Regions from separate parts of the Mus musculus genome. Here region 1 is linked to region 2. The links are chromatin loops, found by intact Hi-C in ENCODE. Cell type or tissue: heart. All regions are shown on one strand. Links, peaks and the distances in the headings refer to the core of each region. The heading gives the core; the rest is flanking DNA.

Region 1 (8,000 bases), core at 1-8,000, 49 kb after region 2:
CAAGAAGAAACTCAGTTCTATAAGGAGCCTGCTTCTGTCTCTAATATTGGTAGATATTTCTACCTCGACCCCTTTTATATTATAACTTCTGTCCATTTGTCTTTCAGCCAATATGGGACATGTTAATAACCCCTAATTTAATAAATGAAATTATTCCTGCTCATATTGTCCAGATGTGAACCTAAGCAGACCGTGTGGGCTTTCTGACTTAATGGCTAAGCGATGCCAGTCTTTCCCTGGTAATTGAACCTTCTGTCATCTGCAGTTAGCAGATGATGGTCTCGAAGCAGGAGGCACACAGTCAAACTTCCTGTTCGTTTAAAGGGAAGCCAGGGACAGATGGAGAAGCGTCAGATGCAAGAACCTTACTAATCACACCGTTTCAGTAGAGCCCTGCTCATGTCCTGCTCTCACGCTGGACACTATGACAAACTCCGAGATAGCTGGAAACCCAACAGGTTTTTGGCTTGTGTCAAATGCTGTGGGTGTTCCCAGCTCCACTCAGCTCAGCCCAAATGCCTTTCCAGGAGGGCAGAGCCATCTTGAATAACCCCAGTAAAAGTGTGCCTGCTTACTCGATCCTCTTGGAACACTATGGTATAGTTCATTTGTTTGTCTTAATAGTTTTTATTTTGAAATGAATACATCCCCCAGATGACCAAAGCCACACAGAAGAAGATCGGAAGACTGTTTGAAAGAGCACTGCTGTCTACCCAGTTCTGAGTCTACCAGTCTTGTGTCACAGCCTGCTGGCAGGTCCTTGCTCTGTGCTGACATTGTTCCAAGTGTGACTAGGGCGGGCAAGAATGACCGTAAAAGTTTTGGTTAATTCATTTTCTGTTTTACATTTATAAGAGTAAGTGCAGGATGCATGTCAGGAAACTTGATTCCACGCCTCCTTCTGTTCAGAGCCCCTGTTGCAGGGCCCTGTGACTTGTTTCTGTCCCAGTCTGAAGTCCACATGGTGGCTGTGTCATGTATTCTGCGTGATTTCATCTAAGATCTGGCATTTTCCCCTTCCAAAGTGAATGGTCAGTTGGGAAAGGAGAGAACTGTGCCCAAGCTGCTCTCACAAGCACTCTTGTGGTTTTTAAGAGTGAGGAGGGATGTGTGTCGAGTCGCTATGATGGGGCTTGCTTCCATTGGACAGCCAGCAATCAGATATGCTATGCATTTAATGGTGGACTCTCTTAGGAAAGAAGACTATGTTCTGTAAAGGCCAGACCAGGCAAGGAGCAGTTCTCACTTCCTGAGTCCGTTCTCTGGCCACAGAACCACTAATAATGTTGCCATCTGGCTCTGGACAGTCCATTGATGAAGTACTTACTTAGTACATGGGGAGTCCCTTGAATTGAATGCTGGTTCTGGCTGGTTTGGTTGTGTGAGACTGAACAAATTCTTTATCTGGGTCTCCGGTCTGCCCACCTCCTCATAAAGATGGGATGATGGCAGAGCCCTCCTCACGGTGTTGTGGACAATTGTATTTGGAAATTTCAGTACACCCACTCAAGTCCAGAATGTAGCACATATTAAATCATCATCATGTTGGCCACGACGATGACGACGATGACGACGACAGTCTTTGTACCCACAGTTCAGATGCTCTGGCCTTAGTGCATTGTCTCTGATCTTGTGTGGAACGGGATTATTTTCCCATAACCACATTTTAAAAAACATAGTTTTCTGAAGAATGAAATGACTGAATGGTAACACACACACACACATACACACACACACACACACACACACACACCCCAGAATAACCTGTGGTGGGAGCAGAGTGGGCTCCTCAGACTAAGCCACCTGTCCCTGTCCTGTCATTGACTGACTGTAGTAGTTCACAGGCAGATTTGTTCCCCCACCCTTTTCTCAGAGTCCTATAGTGCTGTGCATGCATTGCTCAGAATTCCAAAACCATCAAAGGAGGTTACTTTGACAGATGACTCAGAAGTAGGGAAGAGTGAGGACTGGAAAGAGAAGCCCTCCTAGAGCCTTAACCTCTTTGCGGGGGGGGGGGGGGGGGGGGAGGGGGGGAGGGTAAGCACTCACACCAGCCTCCCAGTCTATCCCAAAGGAGACAAGGAGGCTGCTGTGTCGGCTCCCGGAAGTGGCCTCAATGTGTAGCGGCCTGAATGTGTACCATAGTTTCCACTATCCCCTTTCCTCCCTCACTAACTGGCTTCATGCTATTCGCAGTTCCACGGTCTTCCTTCCCCACCAGATCTGAACACACAGAGGCTCCTGCAGCCATGATCTCTGATTTGTAGCTGCCCCAGGCTTTGAGATTCACGTTAAGGCCACATGGCCCGTTGTCTTCTGCGAGGTCCATGTTCAGAGGTCACCGGAGCTCTTCAGTCTTTTTTATTCTAGCAGAGTGAAAATGAATACTTAATTTGCAAAGCCTGCTTTAAGCCCCACACCTTAGGTTCAGAAGGATAGGTCATTGTAACCAGACGATGTGTCAGTGACTCCTACCACCCTCTCACTTTCTAATGTTTTGCACACACATTTGAAGGAACCTGTGCTTGCTGATGCCAGCCATCCCTAACACGTGATTGACAGGGTTTCGGTAGCATGGCAGCAGAGAACACTTTTTGGATATTTTCTTTAGTTACATTTCAAATGTTTTCCCCTTTCCAGGTCTCCCCTTTGGAAACCCCCCTATCCCATTCCCCCTTCTCCTGTCTCTATGAGGGTGCGCCCCCCCCAACTCTCGACCTCCCGCCCTGGCTTCCCTTACACTGGGGCATTGAACACCCTCAGGCCCAAGGGCTGCTCCTCCCACTGATGTCCAACAAGGCCATCCTCTGCCACATATGCAGCCAGAGCTATGGGTCCCTCCATGTGTATTCTTTGGTAGTTGGTCCAGTCACCAGGAGCTCCGGGGTGACTGGCCTGTTGACACTGTTGCTCCCTATACGGGGCGGCAAACCCCCTCAGCTCCTTCAGTCCCTTCTCCAACTCCTCCATCAGGGAGGGGACCCCCCACGCTCAGTCCAATCAACCATTGGCTGCTAAATCCACCTGAAAGGTGTAAATTTAATACTTTCCTATTTAGCTATGTTTCCAACTCCCCCCTAGAGTTTAAGAACTAGAAGCAGTTTAATATGGCTGGTCTTATTAATCCTATTAATCTTTGACAATTTCTCTCAGCTGCACCGCGAGGATCCCGAGATACTGGATATTTAGTTCAAAGTTCCCTGACTCTCACTGCCCATAGAGAAACCAGGAACAGCTCAAGCATGTTCCTCCTCTTTTGGATCCCCCTCCCCCCCTTTTCTTTTCTAGATATAGTGACAGTTGTGCCTAGAAGAGGATCTAGTCATACAAAACATAAAACTCACAGAGAGGCCACGGCTGGCTTTTAACCCCTCTCTGGTTTTCCTAAGTGGCTTCAATGAGCATGTCTTTACAAGGCTGTTGCAAAAGCGACCAGCAGGCGGAGCCCTAACGCAGTCTTACAATGATTTCTTTTCACTTCTCCCCTTGAACGAAGTTGCCCAAGCGCTATTGGAGCCAATTGAAAACATCTGTTGTTTTATTTATAGCTACAATTTCTAAGAAGCATATTCTATAGCGGTTGAAAAAGGAGTTGACAGCTCATAATTCATAAAGTTACTGGGGCTAATCTGATAGAACAAAATGTACAAAACTCCTTCCCATGGTGCAGGCGCTATCACTTCCTGTTCAACCCTACAAAGAAGTAGTGGCTAAGCGGGGCGGAAGGGGAACACAGAAAGGGTCCTCTGTGAGATGCTAATGGCAGAAGAGAGCACCCCACAGCGAGGGCAGTGCCTTCCCCTCTGCCAGGCTGAGTCACTGGTTCTTTTTCATTAACAACATCCCAGGTATTTCCATTTATAGAAAATCAGCATTTTCCCACCAATCCCACTTTGCAGCCAGGAAGTTTCAGCTGCGTCCTGTCTGCAGGAGTAGGAGCTAAGGTGTTGATTAAAAAGCCTGACTGGTTGCCACCCAGATGGGCGGCAGGCTTATTTTACAACTTTTCATTCAGCAGGTTGCTCCTTTATATTGAGTTGCCTACTTCACGCTCCCCCCCCCGCCCCCCAGACCTTTAAGCAATTATTACGACACAAGCACTCCTCAAATGTCATCTCCCTGTTTGTTAGCTTATTCTGAGAATCTTTGGCGGAACAAGGTCAGATGCAATCAATATATACTTAATATTTTGCGACAGTTCTATCTACAGTGCTTCCTGGTATTGCAGTTAAGGGAAAAAAAAAGTTAGCCTGACATAAATGAGTTGCCATAGCTTAGTACTAGTTCCAACTGGCGGTGCTTGTAAGAGACTGTACTGAGACAGTCCATCTTGCTTCAGTGGGCCCATTTAACGTTCTTAAAGCCAAGGTCACTTCTTTAGTGAAGAGGTGGGTAAGTTTGTGTTCATTTATTTGATGAATGTGGTGTCTTTTGATAGAGGAAAATGTGTTCGCCCACCAGAATTAATTGCCCGCGCGGAACAGTAGTAGTAAAGACATATTGCTTGACTTCTTTCAAACCATGACCCTTCACACCATTAAGGCTGTGTTTACCTTTATCTCAAGATCATTTGCCTTTATTCTGTGGAATAAAGCTTTCTGCCTGTGTCTTTTTTTTTTTTAATTAAGGGGTTTTGTTAATGAATAACTCTGACTGTTACAACCTCAGTTTCTCATGTATTTCTCGAATTTTATTGTGAATTTTCCATTCAGTATTTTTGAGTCATTCATCTTTCTTGCCCATCCCATATGCAATCCATCTTTCTCTTCTTCTTCTTCTTCCTCTGATATTCTAGTCTCCATATATTTTGTTGTGGTTATTTATTTTTACACGTATGGGTGTTTTGTGTGGGTGCCGTGTGCATGTCCTGCCTTCAGAAGCCACAAGTCGTCACTGGATCTCCTGGGACTGGAGTTAGCCATTGTGAACTGCTGTGCGGGCACTGACAATCGATCCTGAGTCCTTTGGAAGGGCAGCTAATGCTCATACCCACCAGTGCCCAGGTCTTTACTGGACCTTTCTTCCACCTGATGACTCACAGTGAGCCCTTCATAGTTTGCCAAATATGATAAGTTGGCCAGTTATTTTTAGCTGAATAAACCCAGTGACATTCCTGAGGAAGAATGTGCTTAGTTTAGCCTTATGAGAAAAATATTTAATAAATGCTGTCCCAAAAATATTTAGCCTGGCAGGGGCTCAGGCCTGATAAAGGAGAAGTGATGGTAAGATGCTGACCCACCAATCCCAGCCCGACTTGAACAAACATGCTTCTTGTCACCAAGGCCCGTACGTGTTGCCAGGATCGTTTATATCCATCTTATTCAAAGCTTTTTGCAGCCTCTGTTCTTGGCTGGGTAACCTCCAGCGCGCACCAAGTGGGCCTCCCAAGAAAGCAAACTGGATCCATTCAGATTAGTTTGCCACTTAACTGCTGTACTAACTTTGGGCAAATCACGTCGTTATTTTAAATCTTCCTTTTCCTCATCTGTAAAATGGGGATAATTATACGGCCTCCCAAGCTCTTAGGGGTTTGAGAGTGAAAGACAAGGGGCTTCTCACCTCTAGTCATGGTAACTGGGCTCCACTGCATCTCCAATGCCCCATTTCCACAGTCTCTCCAAACCACACATCCAAACCAAGGAGTCTTGCCCTTAGCCAGAACTTCGGGACCTCAGTCAAGTTGTGACTCTCGAGATGCACCAAACAACAAGGGTCTCTGCCCCCAATATCTGTTGATATGACATTAGGTAGGATATCCAACTTAATCACTGAGACAGGGAGACCTTCTACTTAGTTCCATCTGCTGCGTAACACAAGGTGTTTTGCGGAGTTTCACTGTAAAACCAGCCTTTGAAACCAAGCACAGCTAGGGAACAGCTATCAGTATTCTGGCTCCTGGCGTCCTTTTCTCTTTATAGCTGGAGGAACACTCATCCTCAATTCTTGCTCCTTGAAAGTTGTGGTCTGAGATCTCGAAGCATGGGTATCAATCACTTGCTCAGCTGGAATTATTGATAAGTACCTGAAACCTTATACAGCAACCCTCTTTCTTCATCACTGTCAGAAACATTCTTACCCATAGAGGTGTTTTCTAAATACTTAAAAGAGTTTGCTACTGACTTTCTAGACAAAGGAAGTTTTTTGTTTTGTTTTGTTTTGCTTTGTTTTCACTTTAGGTGTGGATCTTGATACATGAGCTCAGGTTACCATAAAACCTTAGTAAACTCTGGTAATTTGGTAAAGACCTGGTAAGGAAGCCTTATGCCTCCTTCCACAGATCCTCCTCTGGAAAGTGTGAGACCACTGCTCTCATTATGAAGGACCCCCCCCCCCCCATACACACACACACACACACACACACACACACACACACAAACCTCATTTAAACTCAATAATCTTCCAGAGGCTGTCTCTTGAGTATCCTCACTTTAGGGGCAGAGGGTGGTACCTCAAAGGACTTCAACATATGATTTATGGGAAACACAATATAGTCCAAGGCAACTGAATCACATCCCTTACCTTGAAATGTACCATAAAAATAATTACAGATAACATTTATGACAAAATATTAATTGTTGGGTCTAGGTGGAGTATAGCCAGGCATTCAAGTTTTCAGTATATTTTTAAATGTCAGAGAAAAGTAATGGCTGACTAGGATGGGGTCTGGTGATTCTCTGTTGCCTCTGATGTCCATCCAGCCTTTCTTAAAACTCTCAGCATTGTTCATCTGAACCAGTTTACTGCTTTGGCAGCTCCTCCTCCTCAAATTCTGTCCTCCGTTGGCCAGCATTTGCTTCTGCCTGATCAGTGGGTTTGCCAGCTGAGATCAGACATCTTCCTGGCCTCTGGGGTCACCATGTTAACTTTCCAGTCCCTTCCATCTCCTCTAATTGCATCTGGGGCTTCTCAAACTCCTCCTATGATCTGGCTTCATTGGAGCATTTGTAACACGTTTTTATACATTTGATGGTGAGGTTTAGTATCAAATGTATATAGGAGAGATGTGAGCATTGCGTCCAGCCCTCGCTCACCTTGTTCTGCAAGGTGTTCCTACTTCCATCTGCTATGAACAGGGGTGCCCACTGCTCCACTGTGTGTACCCCTGATTACCTGTATATCAAAACAGTGTGAGAATGGAAGAGAATACATCTGCTGTCTAACTTGGGGGCAGGAGATACATAAGCGGATGCTGCTGTTGAGGTGGCTTTTCTTGAACCCACCAGTACTTGGCCATTGCCTGATGGGAATGAGGATCACATGTCTTCTGTATTACATGACATTCTTACTGCAGTTACCACTGAAATTTGGGAACCTTGAAATTTTGGGAAACATCATAGCAAACATGTCCAAACCAGGGACTGATGAAGAGAAAACTGGCCCATGCTAAGCACATACACACTACTTAGGAGCTTATGACATGGACCAAGTGGCTTAATTTCTCAACTTCTGTTTCCTTGTCTTTACATCAAAAAAACAATAAAGACTATACATCTTTGAGCTGGTATGAAAAAAGAAAAAAGAGCATACATGTTAAAAGGTGTGGGGACATTTAGCTGGTGCCATTAACACTCCTTCCTTCATGCATTCAACAAAGAGCCAAGTGCCACCACGAGAACATATGTGAAATGTGATTTTTTTTTCTCTTACTCCCCACTTCCACCTCCCCATTCTTTCTTTTAGGGGTTATCTAAGTCATGCTTCAAATGAAATCTTTCTAAGCCAACAGACCAAAGGACCAACTTCCTTATAAATCACTGGCCTTTGAAATTCCTTGGACTCAACTATAAATTATTTTCTTGCTAGGAAATGGGGGTGGGGGGCTCACTCTCTTCCCTATTTACCTCCTGCTCAGCATTTTAATTCGCTGTGCACAGTAAGTTGTCATCTTTACATCACATTCCAATTTAGGTGATAAAGATCACAATTAATTAGCTTGCCTGTCAAAGATTAAGTGTAACCTTGCCCTTCTGTATCCTGAAGTCACTTTATGGCTTTAGTAG
Region 2 (9,451 bases), core at 637-8,636:
GCTCATTACTGTGAGATGAGAGCTATAGGAATGCTAGCTCTTTCAATTCTTACTCCGGCATTAAGCATCCTGGTCAATAATCTCTCCCCCTCCCCCCAGATCTGTATTATATGTATTTAACCTAGATATTCAGAATAGTTGAAGATCTTGAGGTAAGTAACATACAGCTTGGATTTGCCCCAAGTATTTCTCAACTATTAGGCAGAAAAAGGGGGAGAAAGAAAAGCACTGGCAAAAGACTACATGATCCTCAGAAGTCACCAACTCAGAGGCATTGAGTACCTACAGTGTTCATAAAGAGCAGAAGATGTCAGGAACTCAGATCTTTGTATCAGCATATGAACACCCTCAGCCTAACCTTTTTTTTTTTTTTTTTTGAAACTCACAAAGGTGACCATCACACTCTTGGCCTAACCCACATTTAACAAACAAACAAACAATCAAACAAACACACAAACAAAATAAAAATGCTCTGACTTAGTTGCTACCATGTGATAATCAGGGGATTTCCTATAAACATAAATTTCCAGCTTCTTTCTGAAAGCCAGAAGGTATGGAAAACCCGGGCTTACAGTCTAGGCAGCAACCATCAGTTAGCCTCCAGCATCAGCTGCTCTTCATGAGATCAGATGTTTCAACTCCTGTCCACATTGCTAAAGAGATCTTTCCTACTTGGATTCTCTGAGGTAGGATTTTTTAAAAGCTGGATTCACCTTGATGTCATGTGAAGAGACTTAGAAATGATTGATTCTCATGGCTCACCTCTTTATAGAATCCATCTCGGGGATATAGAGCAGATCTGGGATTTTTGGTAAACTCTCCAGGCAATATTGTTCTATGATTAAGATGGAGGGCCACTTAGACACATCATTTAACCTGTATGTGTATCACCTGGCAATTCTGCTCAACTGCAGCTTGTGATCTAGGCCGTCTAGGACAGAACCTTGTATTCTGCATTTGTGACCCGTTCTTAATTCTGCCGGTGCAGCTGATCTGTGGGTCTGGTGTTGACGAAGACTCCAGGACACTGGTACTCATTTGGTTTGTGTTTGAAAACCTAAAATACACACTAAGATTTCAAGGCCAGTGGAAGCACATTCTAACATCACGGTTAGTACAGATGGCCAATGGATGCATCCTACTTGTTTTCACTGTTGAGGCTATTGTCTCAATTATGGTTACTCAAACTCTTTCTCTGTAGTTCGGGTCCTTGATTGACTCTGATTTCCATGCCATCTTTGCCAGCGATGATACTCTTGTATCTCTGTTGGGAATTTCCCATCTTCTGACATATTTATCAAATAACCAAAGCCAACAGTTTGATAAGTACTGGTTGAATTGTGTGTGCTGTGTGTTTGTCTGTTTGTCAATTTGACACAAGGTAGAGTCAAGGTAGAGTCTTCTGGGAAGAGGGCTTCATAATTGACAAAAACTTTTTATTATATTGGCCAGTAGATAAAAATGTGGGACATTTATTTATTTATTCCTGATTAATGTGGAAGGGTGCAGCCCACTGTGGGTGATGTCACCCCTGCGGAGGTGCTCCTGGATTGTACAAAAGAGAAAGGTGAGGGATTTATGCAGACTAAGACAGGCAATTCCTCTATGACCCCTGCTTCAGTTCCTGCCTCGACTTTCCCTCATGATGGACTGCAGGCTGGAAAAGGAAGAAAGCCCTTCCCTTTCCTCCTAAAGCTGCTTTTGGTGATGGTCTTTCTCCCAGCAATAGAAAGCAAACCAGAACGCTGTGTCTACGTGACATACGAGCATTTTATTGGGGTGGGTTCCAGTATGTCCCAGAAGGCCCAGGATAATCATTCTCAACTCCCAGCATGCAACAAATGGTTTGGAGAGTTTCCTAAAACAGCTTTTTTTTTTCTTTCCACTCCAATCTGACATTTTTGGTTTAGAGAAGACAGATAATTTGCATTTCCAGGAAACTCCAAGGAGATGTTCACAGTCCTGCCCATCTGGGGTTTTTGTAGAAATGAAGAGAAAGCTTGTGGCACAGGGGCCCCTTTGCCTTATCATATCAGCTTCTTGCTTTATTACAGTTACAGTTTGTGTTCCCAGATAAGGTTTTACTCAAGAGGTTACTAGAAAACACAAGTATAAGGCTAAGAACTTGTCATGCAAGGGTAAGTACCTGACTTCAGAGCCCTAGTGCTCAAGTAAATGTGGGTGGGCATAGGGGCTTGACTGTAAATCCCAATGTACAATGTGCAGAGGCAGAAAATCTTTGGTGCAAATTGGCTAGCTGTAGTATCTGATGGGTGCTTCAGGTTCAAGTGGGAGACCCTGCCTCAATCCATAAGGTGGAGAATGAGGAAGACTCCACTGTTAAGTATACACAGGCACACACATGCATACACATGTGAATATGTATACATATGCACACAGGCTCATACTCCAAGTATGAATAGTCATATTGTTTTGTTATTGCTTTTAATTCATAAAATCTATGGGAAATGGAAATAAAATGTGTGGGAAGGTATCAATTTAATATCAATGAAATAGATTATTTGGTGCCCGGGTATGGAAAAATTATTTTTCTTTCATGTGACCCTCTTTGGACATAAGCTGTGTGTTGTGTTCAGTTATAATGAAAATAAGTCAAAGAACGTGTAAGTGCATAATCAATTGCTGAAGACTTTTCTATTAAGAGGAAGTGCAGTTGGGAATTAGATGCTTTTTTACGGCTGAATAGAATCCTATGCTGGAGCCTCTTTCCAAGACTCTAGTGAGCCCAAAGGGAGGAGAGAGCTAGCAAAGTTTGTATTTTCTTCGAGGAGAGGAAAACTAAAGAAAACATCTGTGAATGTTTTATTACTTGAGTTGTCTTAGTTTGGATTAGATTTAAGGGCTTCTACCGCAGGAAACACACCACGGCCATCCACCAGGAGGCTCTTCCTTTCACAGACTACGGAAGAATGTACCCCTGTACCTTGGTTTCTAATTGCCACTATTAAATACTCCGACTGAAGCAACTTACAGGAGAAAGCATTTAACTCACAGTTCAGAGTAGTCTATCATGGTGGGTAAGTTAAGGCCATAGGAACTTGAATAGCTGGCCACCTTATGCCCTCAATCAGATAAGAGCAACCAGTAATGCATGCATGCATAGCCCTCATTTTTTGTCTCCATTCGTACAGTACAGAATTTCCTGCCCTAGGTGTGATTCTACTCATAATTAAGATGGATCTCCCTACACAAATTAACATAATCTATATTCAGAGAGATTCTATAAAGACTAGGCTGGTTTGAACTCGAGACTATGGCTTCAGCTTCAAAGTGCTGGGATTACAGACTTGTCACCACATCCTGAATGGTAGGCAAATTCTTTATTTTATTTTTTATTAGATATTTTCTTTATATAAATTTCAAATGCTATCCTGAAAGTTCCCTATATCCTCCCCCCGCCCTGCTCCCCTACCCACCCACTCTGCTTCTTGGCCCTGGCATTCCCCTGTACTGGGGCATATAAAGTTTGCAATACCAAAGGGCCTCTCTTCCCAGTGATGGCCAACTAGGCCATCTTCTGTGTAGGCAAATTCTTTTTTTTTCTTTTCTTTTCCATTTTTTTATTAGGTATTTAGCTCATTTACATTTCCAATGCTATACCAAAAGTCCCCCGTAGCCACCCACCCCCACTCCCCTACCCACCCACTCCCCCTTTTTGGCCCTGGCGTTCCCCTGTACTGGGGCATATAAAGTTTGCGTGTCCAATGGGTAGGCAAATTCTTAAATGTGATGTGGGTAGCAGCCTGCTTTTGTCTTTATTAGATACCAAGAGTACCAGAAACATTAGTACCTGAATTGTGTACTGAGATCTCTTCTTTTAGAATGGGCGTCACCTTTAAACGTGACTGCATTTGTTTAACATAAACTGTGAATTTCATTTTTTCCCTCTGCTTCCAAAACTCACAGTAATACACTACCAAATTTAGAATTTGACAACAGACTAAGTTCTTGGTTAAGAAAAAGCATTTTGTTGCCAGAATAGCTGCAAAAGGGATCTTTAGGGCAAGAAGGGTGGGTGGCTACAGGTTCCTGAACTACAAAATAAGACATATTTTGGGAGCAAAATTTAAAAAGTCCATGAGTTCTTGAACGTTTTTATGAAGACAAAACACGGGGCTATCATCCTTTCTTATCTGGGAAGGCTGAGCCATTATCACTTTTTTCTTGAGCAGCTTCCATAGTGGTTTCTACTCCAAGGATCTACATTTTTACATCTAACAAACCATAGACTTCATTTGAGTTTCTCCAGCCTATCAGAAGCGTTAGAAGGCGGTGGACTGGCTGAATGACCTACATAGGCTCTGCCTTGCAAGGACTGCCAGAGATCACCCGGTATGCGCCCTCCTCACAGAACACTCCTTTTCCTCTAGATCCCGCCTTGGTTCCTGGAGGCAGCCGTGCCAGGCTTTTGCAGGCGGCGGGCACTCGTTGCTCCAGCTCACCCTTTCACCCCTCCTTCACCCCGGGAGTGCCACGCCGGGTGGCGCGGTTTTTCTGACCACTAGGGAAGCTGGGCAGGCAAGGCCAGGAATTACAGGGCCTCCCCGCTTTGGCGAGCCCTCGCATCTGCATCTTCCTGAACCCAGCCACTGTCCTGAAGCTCTAGTGGATTCGAAAGAGGCAGGGTCTCGCAGGCAGCCGGCTGGGCTCCAGAGAGGCCTGAACTTATTTCCCACCCCCCACCCCCATCCCCATTTGAACTCCCTGCTTCGGGCCTGGGCGACGCCCCGCAGGCGAGCCAGCCCCAAGCACGCAGAGTTAGAGCGCTCCGTAGCGGAGGGCGCGCGCCGTCCAGTCGCCCGGGGCATCCCCGAGCCGGGGGCGGGGGCGAGGGCAGCGAGGGGTGCGGGGTAGGGTCGGCAGCACAGAGCGTAGCTCCTAGACCTTGGTAGCCCTCCCGGAGACTGGCAGAGGCGGAGGGCGCGGCTCGGGCGCTGGGGGGCGGGGTCTCGGGCGTTGATTGGTGTGTATCTGGGGGCGGGGCGCAGGGGCGGGCCCGGGGTGGGGCTGGCGCCTGGCGCTGGAGCTGCGCCGCTCAGGGAGAGGAGTAGCTAGCAGCTGGAGCCGAGTTGGAGGAAGCAGCGGCAGCGGCAGCGGCAGCGGTAGCGGTGAGGACGGCTGTGCAGCCAAGGAACCGGGACAGCGAAGCGACGGCAGGTCGCAGCTGGATCGCAGGAGCCTGGGAGCTGGGAGCTTCAGAGGCCGCTGAAGCCCAGGCTGGGCAGAGGAAGGAAGCGAGCCGACCCGGAGGTAGGCGGCGGCGGGTCCCGGTGTGCCCGGGAGGGGGAAGCGGTGCGAACGCGCACGGCCGCTGCTCTTCCTGTCACCGGCAGCCACTTCTGCTGCCGAGCCACTCAAGGGGAAGCGAGCAGGCTGCCAGCTCCCAGTCGCCAGCATCTCTCGGCCACTTGGAAGCCTTCTCCGGCCAGTGACCAGCTTGCTTGGTCGCAGCCACCTCCTGCTCTCATTTCCTTCGTGCCACCCCGGGCGGGCTGTGCTCGTTACCCGGAGCGTTCGGTCCTGGAGTTGCCAGCGGTCACCGGCTCCCCTCCTCCTCCGTCACCTCACGCTTCCGAGGGTCCCCGATCGCCCTGCAGCTTTCCGAAGCCGGGAGCGCGCGAGGAGAGTGCCTGGATCGCTGCCTTTGCGTTAGCGCGGCGTACCCTCCAGGCCCGGAGCCCCAGCCGGGGTCTCCGGCCAGGCTGGGCCATGGTGGTCCCCGGAGCTCGCCCCCAGCCCCCGCCCTCCGAAGTTTGCCTCCCTCCTCTTCCGGGGTGGGGGAAGTGCTCCTCGGGGCGGTCGGTGGCTGGGGCTCTAGCTCGGCGTCTGGCGCCCGCCGGGCTTGGGCAGGTTGCTGGAGGCATAATGAGTGGGATCCTGGCACCGCCCGGAAATCCAGCTTTTCCTAACGCGGGGCGACCCTGGAAGGACCTGCCCAGCACTAAGCTGCCGGCCAGGGAGAACCGGCCCGCGTGCAAGCCAGAGCTAAAATATCTGGGGGAATTGTCTGCAAGCTACTTCCTTCCCAAAGGCAGAAACTGCCCGGCAGATCACGAGACAAAGAGAATAGAAACGCTCTGACCAGGCACGCATGTACAGAAATGCATTTTAGTAACCAGCTTTCGCGCACAATAACGCAAGGGTGTGAGCGGAGTGGCTGTGACATGTTGAATGCTGTGTGCCGGCACTGTATTCAGGGGAATTCTGCTCCTGGCGCTAGTAATACCGGAAAGGTCTCACTTCCACCGTTAATTCTTGAAGAAGCTGCAGGCTCTATTGCTGTACTGGTGTGAATTTATGCTTTATTTAGGGGTTTCATGATTTTAGGACTTAATTTTCCCCCTTTTCTTTTCCTGTCTTTTTCCTCTTTGTCAGACAGTGTGAAATAGGAAAGGATGAAGCAGTTCCGGGTTTTAAGTGTAGCATGAGATTGTCATTTCAGTGAGATCGAGTTTCAAGTTTTAGGTGGTAGGGTTACTCACAAAGCTGGTTGACCTAGGCTCCTTGTGCAAGCCTCTCTTAATATTTCATTAGCTTGTGTTCCATGTTGGGCATTTGAAAGATAGTAAATTATGAGCTAAGAAAGCTTGTAGTAGGCAGATGGGTTTATTTCTGCCTCAGAGCAGATTGATTGCTAAAGTAGATATCATTAGGACTTCAGGGCCTTCTGCACAGGTGAGCCGCCCATGCATCGTTTGTCACTGAGCAGGGAACCAGCACCCCAAGAGCCCCCCCCTTTTTTTTCATTTTTTTTTTGACAGTTGCACTCAAGCAGACCATTTTCTGAAGCACACAAGTTGCTTAAACTTTGGAAAACATGTGCTTTTTGCTTATTACAAAGAAAATGATCCTGGTTTTTCTTGTGCCTCTTGTGGTTCAAAGGCAGGTTTAAATGGGGGAAGCTCCTTGCCTGGCAGGAGTTCTGTGCCACGCCACTGCTGGCTGCCTTCCTCTAAGTGCCTGTTGCAGGCCACGCCACTTTTCCATAGCAGTCTGTCAGCTTTTACGATTTGAAGAAAGTTGGATGCAGCTGATAACTGGCTCTCAGACTGTTGTGGGAGTTTGCTTTTAACTTTCATCTTGCACCAAGACCTGTTCCTAGTTGCATAACAGAACTCTGCCATGTGCACATTGTTATCTGTCATTTTATTTGCATTTTTATGATAGCATTCTGCTTTTTCACATCTGGGATGCACTGCAGTCATGTAAAAAGAAGGATTTCACTGCCCACTGACTCCATTTATTGTTTTCTTTAGCTGTGTGTGTGTGTTTGGTACATTTCTAATGTATGAAGTTAGTTTGGGAAAACTGAGCAATTGAACACATAGAAATATGCATTTTTGGCTGCTGATGGTGGGTGGTGTGCATGCATCTTTTGGAACTGTTAATTACACCTAACCTGATCAGTGCACCCCCTGCCCTTTTGTTCTTTTATTAAGTATATATTAATTGTATACAACAGTGAGGTTTTTGGGGGGACATTTTTCTACATGCATGTACCATAGTTTGTTCATATTCATTAGCCTTTTCTTGTCTCTTTCCCTCTCAGGCTAATCTCTCAAAAGGCTTTGAATCTTAAGTTCAAGTTTACTCAACCTCCACAGACCTAGTACCCTTAAAAACAGTGGCTTTTCCTTTCAACTGTTTCTGAGCCCACCATGGAACTTGAAGTTTGTTGTGTTGATGGACATTTCTTCTCTGCCACTCTGTCTCCTAAGTAGTGCAGCGAAATGTTGTAAAAGGCATTTACTTTGAGAAAATTATCCACATACTTGTTACAGTAGGAGGAATTCTGGTCCAGCTTTTATTGTGTTTACATTTTTTTTGACTTGCAAAATGTGTTTTATTGGATAAAGAGATAGCGAATGAGTCACCTGGGGAAATAGTCCCATGGGCAAGTCGTCTGTACAAGCCAAGCTAAGGTTTGCATGTGCGCTTTTGACTTTGAATCTCTCATGAATAAGGTGTACACACGCAGATGGATTGAGCTCCTATCAGTCTATTAGGCTCATTACACAGGGCAAGCAAAGCACAAAGCCCTTTCCATGACGTAGGGCTTTGCTAGCTAAGGCAGGAGATGAAGCGTCCTGGGGAAGCTAGGAAAACCAGAAAGTCACCTGTCAGTCCAAGGGGCTATTAGTTGTATGTGTGAGAATGTATCAGTTTGGAGGCAGTTTCTCATGCAGTCCACCCTGGCCTTGAACTCTTAATGTAGCAGAACTTGACTTTGTACTCTGGAGTGGTTCACCTCTATCTCCCAAGCCCTGGGATTACAAACTTGTGCCACCAAACTCAACTGTCAGGTTTTTGGGTTTTTTTTTTTGTTTTTTTTTTTTTTTAAGACAGTGTAAATTGCATCTTTATTTATTTATTTATTTATTTATTTAAAAAAGCATCGGTTGTGATTAACTTTTAAGCACTCATATTTTATTGCAATTTTTAAAGTCTCCTTTGACTCCTCTCTAATGAAATTTTTTTTGTGTGGGGGGGTCATGGTTTTGCCAATACTCTTATTGAAATCACTTGCCTAAAGTACTGGCAATTAAGGCCGTTTCTTGTACACTAAGCCAAATGAACTGAAAGATAGAGGGTGTAAAAACTTATAGCTTGTCTGTCTGGCTCATGCTATCCTCCCCCCCCCCCCACTCCCCAACCTCCCATTTTCTGGAGAAACGTGCACCGAGTACAAGCTTACTAAAGAAAAAAAAATCGTAAAAACAGCACTTTGTTCTGCCACTATTGTATACCTTAAAGTAAATCAAATATATACCCATAAGCACCTGTAGTCAAAACAGTTCTCAGGTTAATGATCACCTGGGGGAGAATTGAAATCATAGGCGCCTGGCCAAAGGGTCAGGAGGCTCTGCCAGTGGGTGTTGTGAGGAGTTACAGGCGGGGTGTCTGGCCAGCAGTTCAGCCTTTGCCCCTTTCCTTCTTCCTGGAATGCCTCTGTAGTCCTGACAAACTGGGCTTATCCCAGGAGGACCCAGCTGCCTTCATTCTCTGGGGGCATTGCGTGACTGTGTTCAGTTTTTCCTCTTTGAGGAAGACGCCATGAAACTCAACTAGATAGCAGTGTCGGGACTCCCACCTTGTGCTCTGCCACCAAGTCACAATTCTGTCCCCCTCCCACATACGCCCCCTGACCTCCCCTGGGCCACCTTCCACCTTGGGTCTGGAGAGAGAATTACTTGGGCTAAGTCCACAGGCAGGCTCTATCTGACTCTATTTACAGCAGGAGTTTTATTTTAGGTAGCTTCAGGCTTCTTTTTAGAACTGCTTGCAGCACTGAAAGGCAGCGCAAGAGAAAATTCCTGGCACCTGTCTGTTTCGGTTTTAAATCTGCATTGTGCAAACAGCAGTGACATTCAATGCCGATATTGCTAGCAGTCCTATTGTTACCAAGAGCGGAACAAGAGTGCTGGAACTG

The links. Peaks named below come from ENCODE experiments on the same cell type or tissue, not always from the same donor. Only the 100,000 strongest peaks of a DNase experiment are listed, where the experiment ranks them.
Region 1: a loop joins it to region 2, with 3 times the contacts of the local background. A loop is called at or near these places in 3 of 42 quality-filtered maps.

Annotation. Positions count from the first base shown.
Region 1 is chr13:101,715,161-101,723,160 of GRCm38, reverse strand. All of the region lies in intron 2 of Pik3r1 (phosphoinositide-3-kinase regulatory subunit 1), which reads left to right. Among named protein-coding and RNA genes, the nearest start is that of Pik3r1, 49 kb to the left of the region's middle. In heart, for the core only: a CTCF peak has its summit at 3,435 (motif pointing right); DNase peaks (open chromatin) are centred at 3,440, 3,740 and 4,990; H3K4me3 peaks cover 655 bases.
Region 2 is chr13:101,763,797-101,773,247 of GRCm38, reverse strand. It overlaps Pik3r1 (phosphoinositide-3-kinase regulatory subunit 1), which reads left to right and starts at 5,031. Exons shown (of 16, transcript NM_001077495.2): 1 at 5,031-5,271. In heart, for the core only: a CTCF peak has its summit at 4,550; DNase peaks (open chromatin) are centred at 4,387, 4,947, 5,837 and 6,957; H3K4me3 peaks cover 3,442 bases; H3K27ac peaks cover 2,908 bases.